Regions from separate parts of the Mus musculus genome. Here region 1 is linked to region 2. A link is a loop called in an ENCODE intact Hi-C map of the cell type or tissue named here. Cell type or tissue: left cerebral cortex. All regions are shown on one strand. Each heading gives the region's core, and the rest is flanking DNA. Links, peaks and the distances in the headings are about the cores only. Region 1 has its middle 5.6 kb from the start of Larp4b. Region 2 overlaps Gm36264 (a long non-coding RNA gene).

Region 1 (8,340 bases), core at 57-8,056, 77 kb after region 2:
TGTCGCTGAGCTCCATTTGTTGGGACTCCACAGAGGGAAATGCACCAAAAACTTCTATGTGATGTACTGCAGTTTCTTGCTGCTTCCATGGACTTGGGCTGATTGGCAGAGTGATGTCAGCTGAGGCATGACCCATGGAGGACCTGTGATGTATGGAGGGTGTAAATAGGACTCGAGAGACAGTGATGGGGGATGACCTTGGCTTGCTGGTAGAGCGAGTTGTGCAGTGTTTGTTGGTCTTGAATCTTCGCTGATCTTCAGTTCACTGAGAGAGGCACAGCCGAGAACATATACTTCTCCTGCTATTGCCTCGTGCCAAGGATGAGGCCTGGCTGTCTCTGCTAGGCAGTGCCACCACTGATGATTCCTGTCTGCTATCCTGACTCTACCAAAGTGGACTGCTGGTGCTCCATGAAGAGTTTGTGAGTGGATTGAGCTGCTGCTGCTGCTGCTAACCTGTGAACTGAACTGCTGGTTTCCAAATAACACAGATGGGAGTTACTCCAAAGAACCTTTCTAAACAGGTCCACTTCCACAGTATCTTTTCTTTCCCACTACCTCTGGTGGGTGGTGGGTTAAAAGGGAAATTAAAGTGTTTAAGAAAAAAAAAAAAAAGCCGGGCGTGGTGGCACATGCCTTTAATCCCAGCACTCAGGAGGCAGAGGCAGGAGAATCGGAAGTTCAGGATCATCTTCTGCTAAACCGGGAGCTCAAGGTCCACCTAGAAACATGAGACCCTCAAAAAAACATCTGATTTTTGTATTTCTTTCCATTCCTGATACATATTTGCTCATATATCCAGTGCATGGTAGTCAAAGTATAGCACATCCAGAGAGGTGAAGAAGTCTGAAAGTACAACCTTGAAATGGAGGGTGAGGCTCTAGCGAGACGCTTTAGCAGGTAAAAACACTGGCTACCAAACCTGAAAACCTGAGTTAGGTCCCTGGAATCCATATGGTAGAAGGAGAGAACCCATTCCTGCAAGTTGTACTCTGACCCCCACTTACATGCTGTTGTGACACATGACCTATACACACACACAAATAGATAAATATAAAATTGTAAAAAATAAACTTATAAAAAAGAAACTGAAGGAGAGAATAAGTATTCTTTTGGATTCCCAGTCTCCCTCTGGGATTCCTGTTAAGAGCAACTGGTAGCATGTGACCTGTCAACTTCAGATGTTTTACAAAGAGGATCTAGGAAACTGTCTCCAAGTCTAGTCAAAGTGACTAACATAGGCCTAGAGGAAATACAAGTATAATGTAAGTGACGTATGGAAGATTGTGCCTCTCAATTATATTATATGGTATCTAAGGTTATAGTGTTGACAAATGAAAGAAACAAAAATAGCTATCTTCATGAAGTTCAGGAAAGAGGAGAAAGTGATAAAAGTTCCAGGTCAGCTGGATTCACTACTGAAAAACATAAAAAATAAAACTACCAGGTAAACTGGTTATGACACCAGAGGTCGACTTCTGATCTCTATGCCCTTGTGCACCTGTGCACGCGTGCACCACACACACACACACACACACACACACACACACACACACACACATACACAAACAAACAAATAAAACAACAACCAAAAAAACCCTCAAAATTATAGAGCCTGCTGTTATTTGGCTCTCACTTCACAGGCCTCCTGGGAATTATTTTTATCTAGTAAAAAGAGCCATCCTGGCTGTGGACTGGGTACCCATGTCCATTTTCTTTTCTTTTTTTAAATTAATTAATTTATTAGATGTAAGTACACTGTAGCTGTCTTCAGACACTCCAGAAGAGGACATCAGATCTCATTACCGATGGTTGTGAGCCACCATGTGCTTGCTGGGATTTGAACTCAGGACCTTCGGAAGAGCAGACAGTGCTCTTAACTGCTGAGCCATCTCTCCAGCCCCCATGTCCATTTTCTAAAGCAACAAAACACACAGTTATTTCTTAGGATGGTTTGCTGGGCTATCATACTTCTCAGAGGTGACTGCATTCCTCACCCAAGGTGGTGGATGGGAGGAACCTGGCCCCATTTCTTGCTTCCACAGAGGCTCTGGGACAAATTTTGGTTCAGTGGAAGGGTGCTGAATTTAAAAAACCAAAAAAAATGGTGATTACTTTGTCAGATCTCTAGGAGTTTAAAGCTTTCCCAGGGGAATATACTTGCATATACATGATGTATAGATTTAAATGAAAAAAAAAGTTTCCTATGGTGTGATGGTTAGTATATGCTTGGCCCAGGGAGTGGCACGATTAGGAGGTTTTGCCTTGTTGGAGTAGATGTGTCACAGTGGGTGTAAGGTTTAGACCCTCATCCTAGCTGCCTGGAAGTCAGTATTCTCCTAGCAGCCTTCAGATGAAGATGTAGAACTCTCAGCTCCTCCTGTACCATGCTTGCCTGGATGCTGCCATGCTCCCACCTTGATGATAATGGACTGAACCTCTGAACCTGTAAGCCAGCCAGAATTAAATGTTGTCCTTATAAGAGTTGCCTTGGTCATGGTGTCTGTTCACACCACTAAAACTGTAACTAAGACATATGGGTTCATGTATTTTAACACTTGGTCACCAGGTGGCATTCGGGGGAGGTTACAGAACTGTTAAGAAGTATAGCCTTGCTGGAGGAAGTACTTCATTGGGACAGAGTTTGAGAGTTCATAGCCCCATTCTGTTTCCAGTCTGCACTCTGTGCTTTGTACTTATGTTTGAGAATGTGCTCTCTTAGTTTCCTCTTCTGCCTGCCAGCTGCCATGGCTTCCTGCCATTATGGACTCTTTCTCTTGGACAGTAAACCAAAATAAACAAGTAAATTCTTTCTTCCATACATTGCTTTTGGTTATGATGCTTTATCTCAGAGAAAGAAGCCAACCAAACAAAAAGCAATAACAAAAAAGTAGTTAACGGACGTGCAAAGTCAGGTTCTCTGTCTGAAGTATCAAATCCCAAACTAGGGACCCTTCCAAAATCTCTTGACTCTTACTGTATTAGTCAGGCTTCTCTAAAGTCACAGAACTCATGGATAGTCTCTATATAGTAAGGGGATTTGTTATGATGACTTACCGTCTTAGTCAAACTCCCCAACAATGGTCAACTGAGGATGAGGAGTCCAAGGATCTAGTAGTTGCTCAGTCCCACAAGGCTAGCAGATCTAACAGATGTGCTGGCAAGTCAATGCAAGCAGGTGAAGAAGAGCGAATCTTCCCTCTTCCAAAGTCCTTATGTAGGTCTCCAGCAGAAGGTGTGGCCCACCACACCTGGATCTGGGACTTGTTTTGTCTCAGGCTGACCTTGAACTCCAAGATCTCCTTGCCTTAGTCTCCTGGGAGGCATAGCCACTATGTCTCAAGATCTCCATGCCAAGATCCAGGTCAGAAACTTGTATCTCCCTGCCTCAAGATATGGATCACAGGTGAGCCCTACAATTCTGGATTTTAGTTCATTTCAGATATAGTCAAGTTGACAACCAGGAGTAGTCATTACACTTATCAACTCACTCTTTTTCTTTGTGAGGGCTTCAATAAGGCATGCAATCAAGATGTACATAGGTCTTTCCTTGGGCCTAGTAACTGTTTCATGCCTGGACATAGGCAGGCACTATATAGGTTTTGATGTCTGAATCTGCAGTGTCCTTCCAGGCTCATATTTTCAGTACCCGTTTCCCAGCTAGTGGTACTGTTTTGAAGTGGGTAGGGCTTTAAGGATTCAGGAATTAGTTGGAGGAAGAGGGCCACAAAGGGGCGGGATTTTGAAGGCTATATTCTGTGTCTAGCTCTCTGCTTCTGTGAACAGTCTCTATCCCAAACACCCACTGACATGTTGGTCCTTCCCACCATGCCATTAACATGATGGAGTAATATAAACTAAAACCACAAGCCAAAATAACATTCTGCTCTCTTCAGTATCTCTGTCAGGTATTTTGGCTATGGTAATGTAAAAGGAACTAAAAATTACTGAAAGTAAGCAGGTCAGATAATCCCTGTGGAAATCCACAGGTACCACGGATTCGAGCTGCCGTCCTAACCAGCATAAGAGAAAACAGTGTCACATTCAAAGAAGTCACAGACCCAACCTCTGAAATCTGGATAGAGCAGCTTAGGTCTTTCCTGTGGGCTTTCTGTAAATGTATCATCCTCCAGGTGTTGTGAAGCACATGAAGCAGAAAGGTTTCTTACCTTTCTAGAGGAGCTGGGAAGATGGTTCAGTGGGTAAGAGTGCTTGATAAGAAAGCACTAGCTAAAAGGACCAGAATTTGAAGTTCCAGAATGCACATAAAAAGCTGAGTTAGACTGCAGGCATAGATGTGCTGGCCTGCTGTGGGAGGCAGAGACAGGGTGATTCCTGGGGCTTGATGACTGCCAGACCAGCTGAATGTCCAGCGAGAGACTGTCTCGGAGGAATAAAAAGGAGAGTGACAGAACAGGACCCTGCTGATCTCCACATGTACACGTGTGGGTATATGTACCGTACATGCTCATACACTACACTGCATTCACATACACACACACACACACACACACACACACACACAGAGAGAGAGAGAGAGAGAGAGAGAGAGAGAGAGAGAGAGAGAGAGAGAGAGAGCCGTTAGATATGGCCCCTCATTCCAGGATTCTATGGCTATGCAAATCTTAAGTTCCCACTGCAGGTCCTCATCCATAGGTTCCTTAGTCTGTTGGTCTGTTGCTGCTTTCTCCCAGGTCATCCTACTACTGCTGCCTGGACTCTTTTCTTCCTGGTTCTGTGCTTGCCCATTAAGCTCTGCTGTATGTCTCTTCAGTGTCTTAAGATGCAAGACTCAGAGGCTTTGTCTGGGCCCCTTTATTTCTTCAGCTAGGGAGTATGGGATATCCTAGGAAATGCACTCCTTCATTTATTTAACTGTGATATGAATATCACATATTCATGGAATACATATAGGAAATTAAAATCCTCCATAGCATTCTCATATTTCAGTTATCACAAAGAAATTAAATCATGCAAAAGAGCAGGGAGAAGAGCTGTATGGTCCCCTGTGTGTCAATCATATGCAGCTGGTGCAATGCTCAACACATCATCTTGCCCATTGTGTTTTGGGCATGAATCCCACATGACGGAATTGGTCTCATGGGAGCGCATGTCAGTCAGGAAACCATTATTGCTGACTCGGTTCACTTGATTCTGAAGGTGTACACACATTTGTCAAGTGCAAAATGTCCTTTCCCTTTGAAATTACTAAGCATTGAAGTGTCATATATAACCTCTGCCTCAATAAACTTTCATTCACCTTAGCATTCATGGCTGTTGTAAATTCTATGATAGTGGCAGCATGGCTGATTTAAAAAAAAAAAAACCAACAAATTCTTCTTCATTTACTAGCCAGTAGTGTACTATAAAAAAGAGCTTTCCCTTTTCTCTTATAATCCCTACTATTTTTAAACAAACCACACACACACACACACACACACACACACACACACACACACACACACACACACAAACACACACACACCTTAGTAACTGTGTGAACTCATGCATTCCAAAAAATTCAACATATTCTAGAATATGACTGTCATTCATTTTGATACTTCCGCCTAATTTGACTTAGCCAGTTCTTTAGTGTGTTTCTATTCTGGTCCATTTTATGGTATGAAAAAGTCTGTAGCAAGTCTGAGAAAAGCTTCTTAAGGGTTCTTCCTTGCCTCATAATAAAATCTTGACTCACCGAACAGGACTAGCCTGCCTCTAGCTTCCCAACTGGTGCTCATTCTCTGAGGAAGGCTTGTGAGCAGCCCCTTCACCCTTGGGTTACCTAGCACTCCTGTTTCCTTCCCGAGGTGGCTGGGATCCTCCTCTCAAAAATCCTTTATTCTCTTTCCTACTTGTTACTTTCTCTTCAGGATTCTTCTCCTGGCCCCAGAACTCAATAGAGTCTCTTAACACAAAGGAAGTTCTTAGAAAATATTTGTTTAATTGATGGGCAACCATAACTGGAAAGAGTTAGAATTGATGTTGTGTTTTGAGATAGGGCCTCCCTTTGTAGTCCAGGGCATCATTGGTATCTTTGACTAAAAGCAAAATCTAGACTGGCCTCAAACCTGGGACCACCTCCTTCAGTCTTTCCAGTGCTGGGATTCCTGAGTGGACTGCTATGCCTAGATTAGAAATTGAAAGCCATATGAAAACTCACTAGTTAGCAAGATAATTTTAAAATACACCTTAACAAAAGAGTGTTTGAATAGAACTTCTCTGCATGGGTGGACATGAGTTATAAAAGGAGAGCCTTACTACCAAGGTATGGAATGCTTCCTTACGAGTGATTGGTTAGGGAGGCCCCAGAGGTCCCCAAAGGAACATAGGTAACTGTCATTGCCCTTGGTCACTTAACATAGTTTCAAGGTAAGACCCTATTGCTGAGGACGCCACACACTTTGGCTGCATGGCACAGAGAAACCAGTGCTAATCCAACTTGAAAATGTCTTATTTTTTGGCTAAGGTGCTATGTAGGCTGCTGGAGGAGGAAAGGCATCAAGAGTCTTACCTAGCACTGGACCTTGCATACTACAGTATTGACCTACTGAGCAGGATAAGCCCACTGCTATAATACTGGCATGGCTGTTAGGAGAGAACTAACAGCCTTCTGATTGGATTTGAGTCCTATCTCTGTGGAGAGAATATCATGCCTGTGGCAAAAGCTAGTGAATCTAGCTGGGGAGATCATAGGCTGTGGGCTAGAAGCTGCCATTATTATTCTGCTAAATGGTTACACTGTCTAAATAAGTTCTAAATGTTTATGTTTACATTCATAGACCTGGGCTGCTCTCCACCTTAGTCAGAGAAGCTCTCCCCCCCCCCCAAGTGGGTTGCAGTCAATGGATAGTTGTATGCATAGCTTAAGTACTAAGGATAAGAGACAGAGAGCTTAGGTGTCCTAAAAGGGATATTTAGGGGGACATTGCAGGAGAGGAGGCAGAAAGAAGGTAAGAGCTAGAGAATGGGAAGAGTAGTGTGAAATATTACTTTTTGTACATGACATGGCTATGCACACTCATGAGCTCACAGTACCTGTGGTCATCTGCATAAGCCCTGCACAAGATTAAGGTAGCCAAAATTCTGGTATTGATGGGAAGTGATCTCCAGGCCCCACCACTTACTGAGGAGCTACTGGTTTTGTTTGTTTGTTTGTTTGTTGTTGTTGTTTGAGAATGTTGTCATTGGCAAGTTTCCTGTGCTCCAGCGGAAGATCCATGGGCATATGAACAACACAGTGTATCAGCTGGCAAAAGCACTTATCAGTTCCTTGGCTAGTACTTACCATTTAACTGGGGTGGGGTAGCATTGTGGTGCCAGTTGCAAATTACACTGAGATAGTCTGCTGGCAAAGGCCCATGCTACTAACTCTGATGATCTCAGCTGAATCCTTGGGACCCAACATGATGAAAGGAACAAATTAATTCCCACATGAGAATCAATCCCTTCTACCTAAAAGGGGTATGTGTGTGTGTGTGTGTGTGTGTGTGTGTGTGTGTGTGTGAAGAAGAGAGTTCCCCTTTCCCTCATTAACTCTATTATTTTTGGATACATATACACATACAAGAAAAGAAAATGAAGTGTTTAAAAGTTTAAAAAGGGGGATAGTAGTGACTGGATGGATATCTTGTTTCAGTTATTTTTTTGAAACAGTGTTTCACACTGACGCTCCCCAGGAGTGCTTGGAGTTCAGTGATCCATCTGGTTCACCTCCATGAGCTGCTCAAGCAAAAGGTGAGAGCCATTGCATCTGGCTCTGATTGCTAAGTCTTTACTAGAACTACAAAGTACAGAGAGGACCTAGAAGGGAGATAGGATCACAGGAAAGGGGCGGGGGGGGGGGGGCGTGGGGGGAGATAAGCAAGAGTAGATCAGAAGTAGAGGGTAGGCGTATGAGGGAAACAGAATCATAGTGATTAGGACCTAAGATGCTCTGGATCGTAGGTTCTCATCTCTCCCTCTCTATCTCCCTCTCCTCTCCTTTCCTCCCCTTCTCCCCTTCTCTCTCCATGCTACGAATGGAAGCCAGGGCCTTTCATATGTCAGGCAGGCACTATCACTGAACCACATCCCAGGGGATTTATAGGAAAAAACACCTATTAAATGCTGACTTGGTTCTCAGTAAAAACTTTGTATAGGCTGTGCTTTATTCTAGCATAGACTGAGTTGACTCACCCAATGTCTTAAGAATTCTTAGTACACTAATGTAATTGGAAAGTTAGGGTGTCTCAATCTACAGGGTAGGAAAGGAAATAGACCGTTTTCACTAGTTTGTGAAAGTCCTTCTTTTTATGCAATAGTACTTAATGTTATCCTGTAGGAAAGACAAGGAGCCAT
Region 2 (8,340 bases), core at 307-8,306:
ATAGTTGGAGTTCAGATAGCAGAGGGGTCAGATCAAGGGAGAGGAAGTGATTTGCCCGATTAAGAATAACAAGTTTGGGCCGGGCAGTGGTGGTGCACACCTTTAATCCCAGCACTTGGGAGGCAGAGGCAGGCAGATTTCTGAGTTCGAGGCCAGCCTGGTCTACAGAGTGAGTTCCAGGACAGCCAGGGCTACACAGAGAAACCCTGTCTTGAAACCACCACCACCACCCCTCAAAAAAGGAAATAGCAATGAAATAACTTTATGATTATGGGTTACTACAATATGAGAAACTGTATTAAAGGGTCTCATTCTTAGGAAGGTTGAAAACCACTGTTCTAGACCAAGCTGTGCTGTGCTAAGGGTAGGTGTACACCTTTCACACAGTGCTGGGAAAACCAGATTTCTATGTGTAAAAGAATGAAATTTAAACTGGGCATGGTGGCACACGCCTTTAATCCCAGCACTTGGGAGGCAGAGGCAGGCGAATTTCTGAGTTCGAGGTCAGCCTGGTCTACAGAGTGAGTTCTAGGATAGACAGGGCTACACAGAGAAACCCTGTCTCGAAAAATCCAAACCAACCAAACAAACAAACATACAAAAACAAAACAAAACAAAAACAAAAACAAAAAGAATGAAATTTGGATCCATATTCCTCACTGTGGTGGTTTGAATATGCTTGGCCCAGGGAGTGGCACTATTAGGAATTATGGGTCTTGTTGGAGGAAAGGTGTCACTGTGGGGGTGGGCTTTGAGAGACCTTCCTCCTCGTTGCCTGGAAGCCAGTCTTCCATTTCCCTTTGGAACAAGATGTAGAACTTTCAGTTCCTCCAGTACCATGCCTGCCTGGATGCTGCTATGCTTCCTGCCTTGGTAGTAATGGACTGAACCTCTGAACCTGTAAGCCAGCCCCAATTAAATGTTGTCCTTTATAACAGTTGCCTTGGTCATGGTGTCTCTTCACAGCAATGGAAACTCTAACTCTGCACTCAACATGCAGAAAAATCAATTCAAAATGGATCAAATATCTGAACCCAAGACCTGAAGCTTTGAAACTACTAGAGTAAACAGGGACGATATCTCAACACATAGGCTAAGGGAAGAATTAGTCCTAACAGGACTCCAAACACACAGGAAGTAGCCCTAAGAATTGACAAATGAGAATACATAAAATTAAAAAGCATTTTTACCAAAATGGAAACAATTACCTGAGTGATGAGTCAGGAAATACTTCTTTTCCACATACAGATCAAGCAAAGGATTGATGATGTCAAGGATATTTAAGGAACAGCAAAACTGAAACACTAAGAAACCAAATTATCCAATAAAAAAATTAAACTAAATAGTCAGTTCTCAAAAGAAGGAATGAAAATGACCAATAAATACTTTAAAAGTGGCCTGCACCCTTAGCCATCAGGGAAATACAAATGTAAACTGCTTTAGGATCCCATCTCACCCCAGTCAGAATGAGTATCATCAAAAACCATGCAGGTGAGGATTTGGAAAAGGGGGAACCCTTGGGGCTGGAGAGATGGCTCAACAGTTAAGAGTACTGACTGTTCTTCCAGAGGTCCTGAGTTCAATTCCCAGCACCCACATGGTGGCTTACAACCATCTGTAATGGGATCTGAGGGACAGTATATCACATACATAAAATAAATAAATCTTTTTTAAAAAGGGGGAACCCTTATCACTTTTGGTGGGAATGTACATTAGGGATAGCCACTATAGAATTCAATATGGGTGTTTCTCAAAAATCAAAAAATAGAACTATTATGTGACTCAGCTGAACCAACCACTCTCCAGTCTACATCTGAAAGGCACATAATGGAGGTGTTTGTTCCATGTTTGTTGCTGTGCTGCTCATGGTGAAAAGGAAGTGAAAAGAGTTGGCCTGATGAATGGCTAAAAATAAAATAAAATAATGGTGCATATATATAGTAGGATCGTCCATGCAGCCACAAGAAAAAAGTGAGACCCTGACGTTAGCAGGGGAATAAATGAAAATGGAAAGAAGGGGCTGGAGAGATGGCTCAGTGGTTAAGAGCACTGACTGTTCTTCCAAAAGTCCTGAGTTCAAATCCCAGCAACCACATGGTGGCTCACAACCATCCTTAATGAGATCTGAAGTAGTGTCTTCTTCTTCTGGGGTGTCTGAAGACAGCTACAGTGTACTTACATAAAATCAATCAGTAAATCAATCAATCTTTGGGCTGCCAGAGCGACCGGGGCTGGAGCAAGTGGAGCCAGAGCGAGAAGAAAAAGTGTCTGAAGACAGCTAAAGTGTACTTACATATAATAAATAAATACATCTTTAAAAAAAAAGAAAGAAAATGGAAAGAAATCATGTTGAACAAGGCATGCCAGACTCATAGAGACAAGTACCTCACATGCTCTTTTACATGTAGAACCTAGATTTAAAATTGCATATACATGTGTTTGTGTATATGTATGAGTATGTGTGTATTGATTATAAAACCAGAAAGGGGATCATGAGAGGAGAGGAAGAGATCTTAAGGGAGGGGAAAATGACAAGGTAATGGAATTCATGTAATAAGAAAGCAGACGATGTGAGTAACTGGTGAAAGAAGGGAACCAACCAAAAGAGGGGATAGAGTATGGAGGAGAGCAGTGAAAGAGGACAGCAATTGAGAACAAAGTATAAGGAGGTGTACATGAAAATGTCATAATGAAACCTGTTACTTTGATGATGATGGTGGTGGTGGTGGTGGTGGTGGTGGTGATGATACAGAAAATAGTCTGAAATTGGGCTGAAGACATAGCTCTAAGAACATATACTGTTCTTGCAAAGAACTCAGGTTCAATTCCTAGCACCTACATGGTAGCTTAAAAGTATCTGTAACTCCATTTTCAGGGTATGCCCCACCCTCATATCTAGCTACGTCTTCCAATTAGTTGTAAGCAGTTCTGCTGTACTTGCATATGGCCTCAGGAGGGAGTAGAATATATAGATGAGGAAGGACCAGTACTGGGGAGAGGGACCCATTTATGTGTCTGTGGGAAGGCCATCATTTCTGCTGGGTAAAAACAGTGGGGCATTTTGGGAGGGCATCCACATTCCTGCAAGAAACCCTTCATGTATGCTCTGTAAGGAAACCCAGGAAACTCATTAGTTTCCCAGAGTGACCTGTGGTGGAAATGCACCTTAGTTTGTCACTGGGACTTTAGAAAGAAGGATACATCACTCCCAACAAAAAAACATTTAGTAACATAAAGCTAAGTGCTCTGTATACTTGATCCAAATGAGAGGGCTGATCTTTACATTTGTTTTCCTTAAACAACCTAAGTGTGAGCTCTGAAAACTATTGGGAAATAATGAAAGCAGTCAAAACACAGCTCATTATGAACCAAATAGTGTACTCTGGTCTGCTGATTGTATAATACAAGTTTTGACAAAAGGGAAAGCAAGCTGCACTAATGTTATCATTGGTCTTGTCACAATAGGCTACAGAAGGCGGGAAAGAATGACAAGTACTACTTGAATATGGCAGGGGTGGAACACAGCAACAATAATGTCTAATTTCACATGAAGCTACATAATCCTGTCAAAGTAGCATGTTTCTGAGAACTCTAGCCTCTATACTACTTTATTTTAGATTGTTAAAAATATAGACAGATGCCGAAATATACCTGCATACATTTAAATCTGTATGTGGAGATATAAATATATATGTGGCTATTTGTTCATCTAGCTACTGATAGGCTAATATTACCTATATAGAGGCAAGATTGAGTGAGTGGAGAGATGTTTTGGCACTTAAGAGGCCAAGCTGTTCTCCTTGAGGACCCAGGTTTAGTTTCTCTACCCACATGGCAGTTTACAACCATCTGTACTCCAGTTCCAGGGGACTTAATGTCGTCTCCAGCCTCTGATAGCACCGGGTGTGGATGTGGTGCAAATACGTACATGCAAAACATTTATATGCATGAAATAAAATAAATCTCTTTAAAAAGAGATATGGGTAGAATTGAAGTGATTTCCCCCATGTTTTAGATTTCCAAGTAATCATCTCTTCTTATGTAAATGCCAAATATTAGGCCTTACTTTGCTGGGCCCTTTAGATAAACATCATATAACATAAAAGTACTAGGAACTGAGCTGGAGATGTAGCTCAGTTGAGTGAGTGCTTGCCTGGCATGCATGGAGCCCTGGCTGTGGTGAAACATGCTTGTAATACAAGCACTCAGGAGATAGAGACAGGAAGGTGAGGAGTGCCTCAGGGCTTCTATTGCTGTGAAGAGAAACCATGGCCATGGCAACTCTTCTTTTTAAATTGTCTTATTTATTTACTTTAAAAAATTTGTTTTATTTATTTACCATGCCACCCCCTTTTTAAAAAATAAGATTGATTGATCGGTTGGTTGATTGATTATATAATAGTACACTGTAGGTATCTTCAGACACAGCAGAAGAGGGCATCGGATCCCATTACGGTTGTGAGCCACCATGTGGTTGCTGGGAATTGAACTCAGGAATTGAACCCCTTTGGGGGCCATTTTCTTTCAAATCACTACAAGGAGTTTAAGGTCAGTGCCCCCACTGATGGGGACAGAGAGGGCTTCTGGAGGGGGAAAAAAAAAAAGATCCAAAGCTCCAAGCCCGGCTACATTGGCTTGGAAGCTGGGGCCATGGCGTCCTCTCGGCCTCAGAAGTACAGAGCCCCTGCTGATGGGGACAGAGAGGGCTTCTGAAGGAAGAAAAAAGGAGGAGGAGGAGGAGGAGGAGGGGGAGGAAGAGGAGGAAGAGGGGGAGGAGGAGGAGGAGGAAGAGGGGGAGGAGGAGGAGGAGGAAGAAGAAGAGAAGGAGGAAGAGAAGGGGGAGGAGGAGGAAGAGGAAGAAGAGGAGGAGGAGGAGGAGAAGAGGAGGAGGGGGGGAGGAGGAAGAGGAGGCGGAAGAGGAAGAAGAAGAGGAGGAGGAGGAGGAGGAGGAGGAAGAAAAAAGAGATCCAAAGCTCCAGCTAGCTGGACTACATCGGCTTGGAAGCCGGGGCCATCTCGTCCTCTCGGCCTCATAGCTACATATGAGTCCTCTTTGGCTACATTGCAAATTTGAGTCCAGCATGGGATACATGAGAGTAATATTGACCTATCAGTAGTTAGATGGATAGATCAATATTCGTGTGTGTGTGTGTGTGTGTGTGTGTGTGTGTGTGCACGCTTGCTTGAGTGTGTGCTTGTGTGCATGCGAGCACGTGCCTGTTGCCAAGGAAGCACACACAACTTTGGTAGCCTACCAGTAGCTAGAAGTATAGACAAATATCCATAAACATAATCTCATAAGACATTCACCTCTGCAAAATCCCTGATTGCACTAAGTTGCTATCATGTGCCTGGGGTCTATTCTTCAAGCATCTCATTTCGGATCTGGGTATGACGCTCCTGTCATCCTTGCACTTGAGAGACTGGGGTGAACGTTTAAGCCTAGCCTGAGGTAAATACTGAAACTCTCATCTCAAGAACTTTCACATTTTACAGATTTGAAAATTAAACGATGGGTGTAAGTCTCTTAAATGCAGGCCACGTTTTCTGATTTTCTGTTCATTTTCTGTCTTGTGCTTCACCACACTACCAAAAAATTCTGTCACACCTACCCCAACAGCCATGATGTGTGCACATTCAAGCTGTCTGACAATTGGTGGAGATTCCTATTGCTTCACCTTCATTATTGTATCTATTTCACTTTTTTCAAATTTAAACTTTTATATGTGAAAGTCTACCCCCAAAAGCCTGTGCCCAGTGGCTGGGACAAAGTATGTGGAATTCTAGTATATTGAGAATTCAGCAGAAGAGTCAGGTATTTGCATAACACCAGCAACAATAGTTGCCAGCTAATAAATCTTAAATCCCAACTGTGCTGTGGGCATTGCTCTGAGCACTTGAAATATATGAGTAAGAAAGATAGAATTATTCTTGCCTTCACAACATTTGAGCCTAATGAGGTACAATAGGTGGATGTTAATAATTCAGCTTAGTCAAGAGTCAGGAGGATCAATTTGAACAAGCTTCTTTCTAACTGGTAACTGTAAGCCCCACTAACACCCCAGGGGCTTGCTATATACCCCAAGATTGTAAGCAGGCAGGCAGACAGACAGACAGACAGACAGACAGACACTCTGCCTAGGCTAACCTTGAACATGCAGTCCTCAGCCTCTCAAAAGCTGGGATTATGGACATAAACCAACACATCCCACTTGGAAATTCATTCCTAATTAACAAATTTTTCTTTTTCTCCTGTGTTCCCAGAAATCTCTAAAAAGACTTGGTATTTATTTTAAGTTTAAACATTAACTGGTCTCCACAAATGCTCCCATGTAGTCCCTAGACATTGTATGCACTGCGCATACAGCAGTGAAGGGGATCACTGGGCAAAGAAAGAAGCTGGCATTAGGTGTGAAGAGGACACCCCACATCCCTAGACAAAGAACATCTCTAGGTTCTGGCTCCTGGCCTTACCCCACCTCCCACTGCTATTTTCCCAGTTGTTGTGACACATCAAACCTGTTCCCAAACCCTTTAATGACTGGGTAGGAGTGTCAAGTATTTGCATAACAACAGCAACAATAATAGCTAACACTTGTTGAGAGTAGGCTGCATGCCTAGTAGGGTTCCAAGCATTTTATGTGCATTAATTCTCACATCTGGCACATTAGGCCTTCAGGTACATATCAGCATGAGTACACTGTAGCTCAATCCTTCAAGAGATACTATGTATTCTTAATCTATAGATAAGAAAGTGATGCTCAGAGAAATGAACCGAGTGTTAAGTAACCTATTTAACGGTACACAGCTGGTAAGGAGCTGAGGTCACAGAACTCAGCAATGAGGCGGAAAACCCAGATCCACTTTTCTACAATGATGCTCCCCAGTGTTAGACTGTCCATGTCGTCTCACCCACCCTACCCCAACTCCTATCCAAATATCAGGCCACATCCCCTGCAGCTCTTTCTCTGGAGCAGATAGTTGGTAGGAAAACATGTTGTTTAGTGGCTTTGCAGTCCCCCTTCCTAGCAGCTACAAGGTAAATGTTTAGGTGTTATCTAGCACCTAGCTCTCTCCTCGTTGGCATTTAGGCCAGTCCAGCTTTACCCTCCCCTCTAGCCCTGAAAACCTAAGAGTGAGAACCTCCCTTTGTTCTTCAGGTCTGAAAGAAAGTTTCTCTCTCTTACTCTTAAGGTTCCATCGTGTTTGACTATAGCTGGTCTATATTTCAGGAACCATAAGTCGTGCTCTCCCTTCAGGACTTCTGTCTTGCTATAACAGTGGTTCTCTCTCCTAATGCCAGTCCTTTGTGGACTTGAAGGCCAACTAGTCTGGCTTCAGAACTCCCTCTCCTACTGAAGCCTCTCTGCAGGGGAGTCTCCTGCCTGCTCTTTCCCAAGACCGTGCATTGGAAGTCGTTATTCCCAGGAGGGTTTGTTTCAGGAGCTCCATACAATCTGTCAACAGGAAGCAGCAATGAGCAATACACTTCTAGTGTTGGATTTCACTGCAAGGGCTGTGCTTCAAGTGTGAGTTGTGCTGAGTCACCCCTCATGGGACCTTGACCAGGCGGCTCCTCTTGTTTACTTCTGCTGCTTTGTTTGGTGAAAGAATGTCCATGTTTGCTGTTACACACCAGCTCTTGTAGACCTTTATAGAAAGGTGTTCTGTTTGACTAGCCAGGTGAAACACTTTCATTTCCCAGAGTCTCTGAAATCTTAACCCCACTACCCCCACCACATCTCTCAAATAAAGGCATTAGATATTTGAGATGTTAAATTTGTTTGATATTTATGTTTTACCTTTTGGGGTTTTGGAGGCCATGATAGTACCAATGGCTACTAGGTTTATCCCATTTACCCAAAGACTGGAAAATTCACCTTTGCTGAAGTTGAACTAGATCTAACTTAAGGTATAGATTAAATTTAGGGGGACTGAAATTATTCCATTTTACCCCAACATGAATAAGAGAATACAAATCTAGGATATATATATATATATATATATATATATATATATATATATATGCTTGACTGACATGTATTCTGTGAACCATGTTCATTCAGTGCCCACAAGAGACCAAAAGAGAGCATCAGATAGATCCCCTGGGACTGGAGTCACAGACAGTTGTGAGCCACCATGTGGGTACTGGCAATCAAATGGGTACTCTGGGTGATCAGCATGGCTCCTAATCAATGAGCCATCTCTCCAGCCCTTGTTTTATTTCTTGCCCCTCTTTGTATACATTCACATGCTTAAATGTATATAGACATATGTGTGTGCTCTATGGATTCATGTGGAGGTCCAAGGATATTGTCAAGAGTCCTCCTCAGTCTCCTA

Evidence for each region. A loop is a pair of places that touch in the nucleus more often than their neighbours do. Peaks named below come from ENCODE experiments on the same cell type or tissue, not always from the same donor. Only the 100,000 strongest peaks of a DNase experiment are listed, where the experiment ranks them.
Region 1: a loop joins it to region 2, with 3.0 times the contacts of the local background. A loop is called at or near these places in 4 of 42 quality-filtered maps.

Annotation. Positions count from the first base shown.
Region 1 is chr13:9,084,099-9,092,438 of GRCm38, forward strand. No RefSeq gene overlaps it. Among named protein-coding and RNA genes, the nearest start is that of Larp4b, 5.6 kb to the right of the region's middle. In left cerebral cortex, for the core only: no CTCF peak of the experiment used is centred there; no DNase peak of the experiment used is centred there.
Region 2 is chr13:9,007,136-9,015,475 of GRCm38, forward strand. Gm36264 (a long non-coding RNA gene) reads right to left here. Exons shown (of 5, transcript XR_873116.2): 3 at 1,209-1,304. Among named protein-coding and RNA genes, the nearest start is that of Gtpbp4, 15 kb to the left of the region's middle. In left cerebral cortex, for the core only: no CTCF peak of the experiment used is centred there; DNase peaks (open chromatin) are centred at 4,661 and 5,017.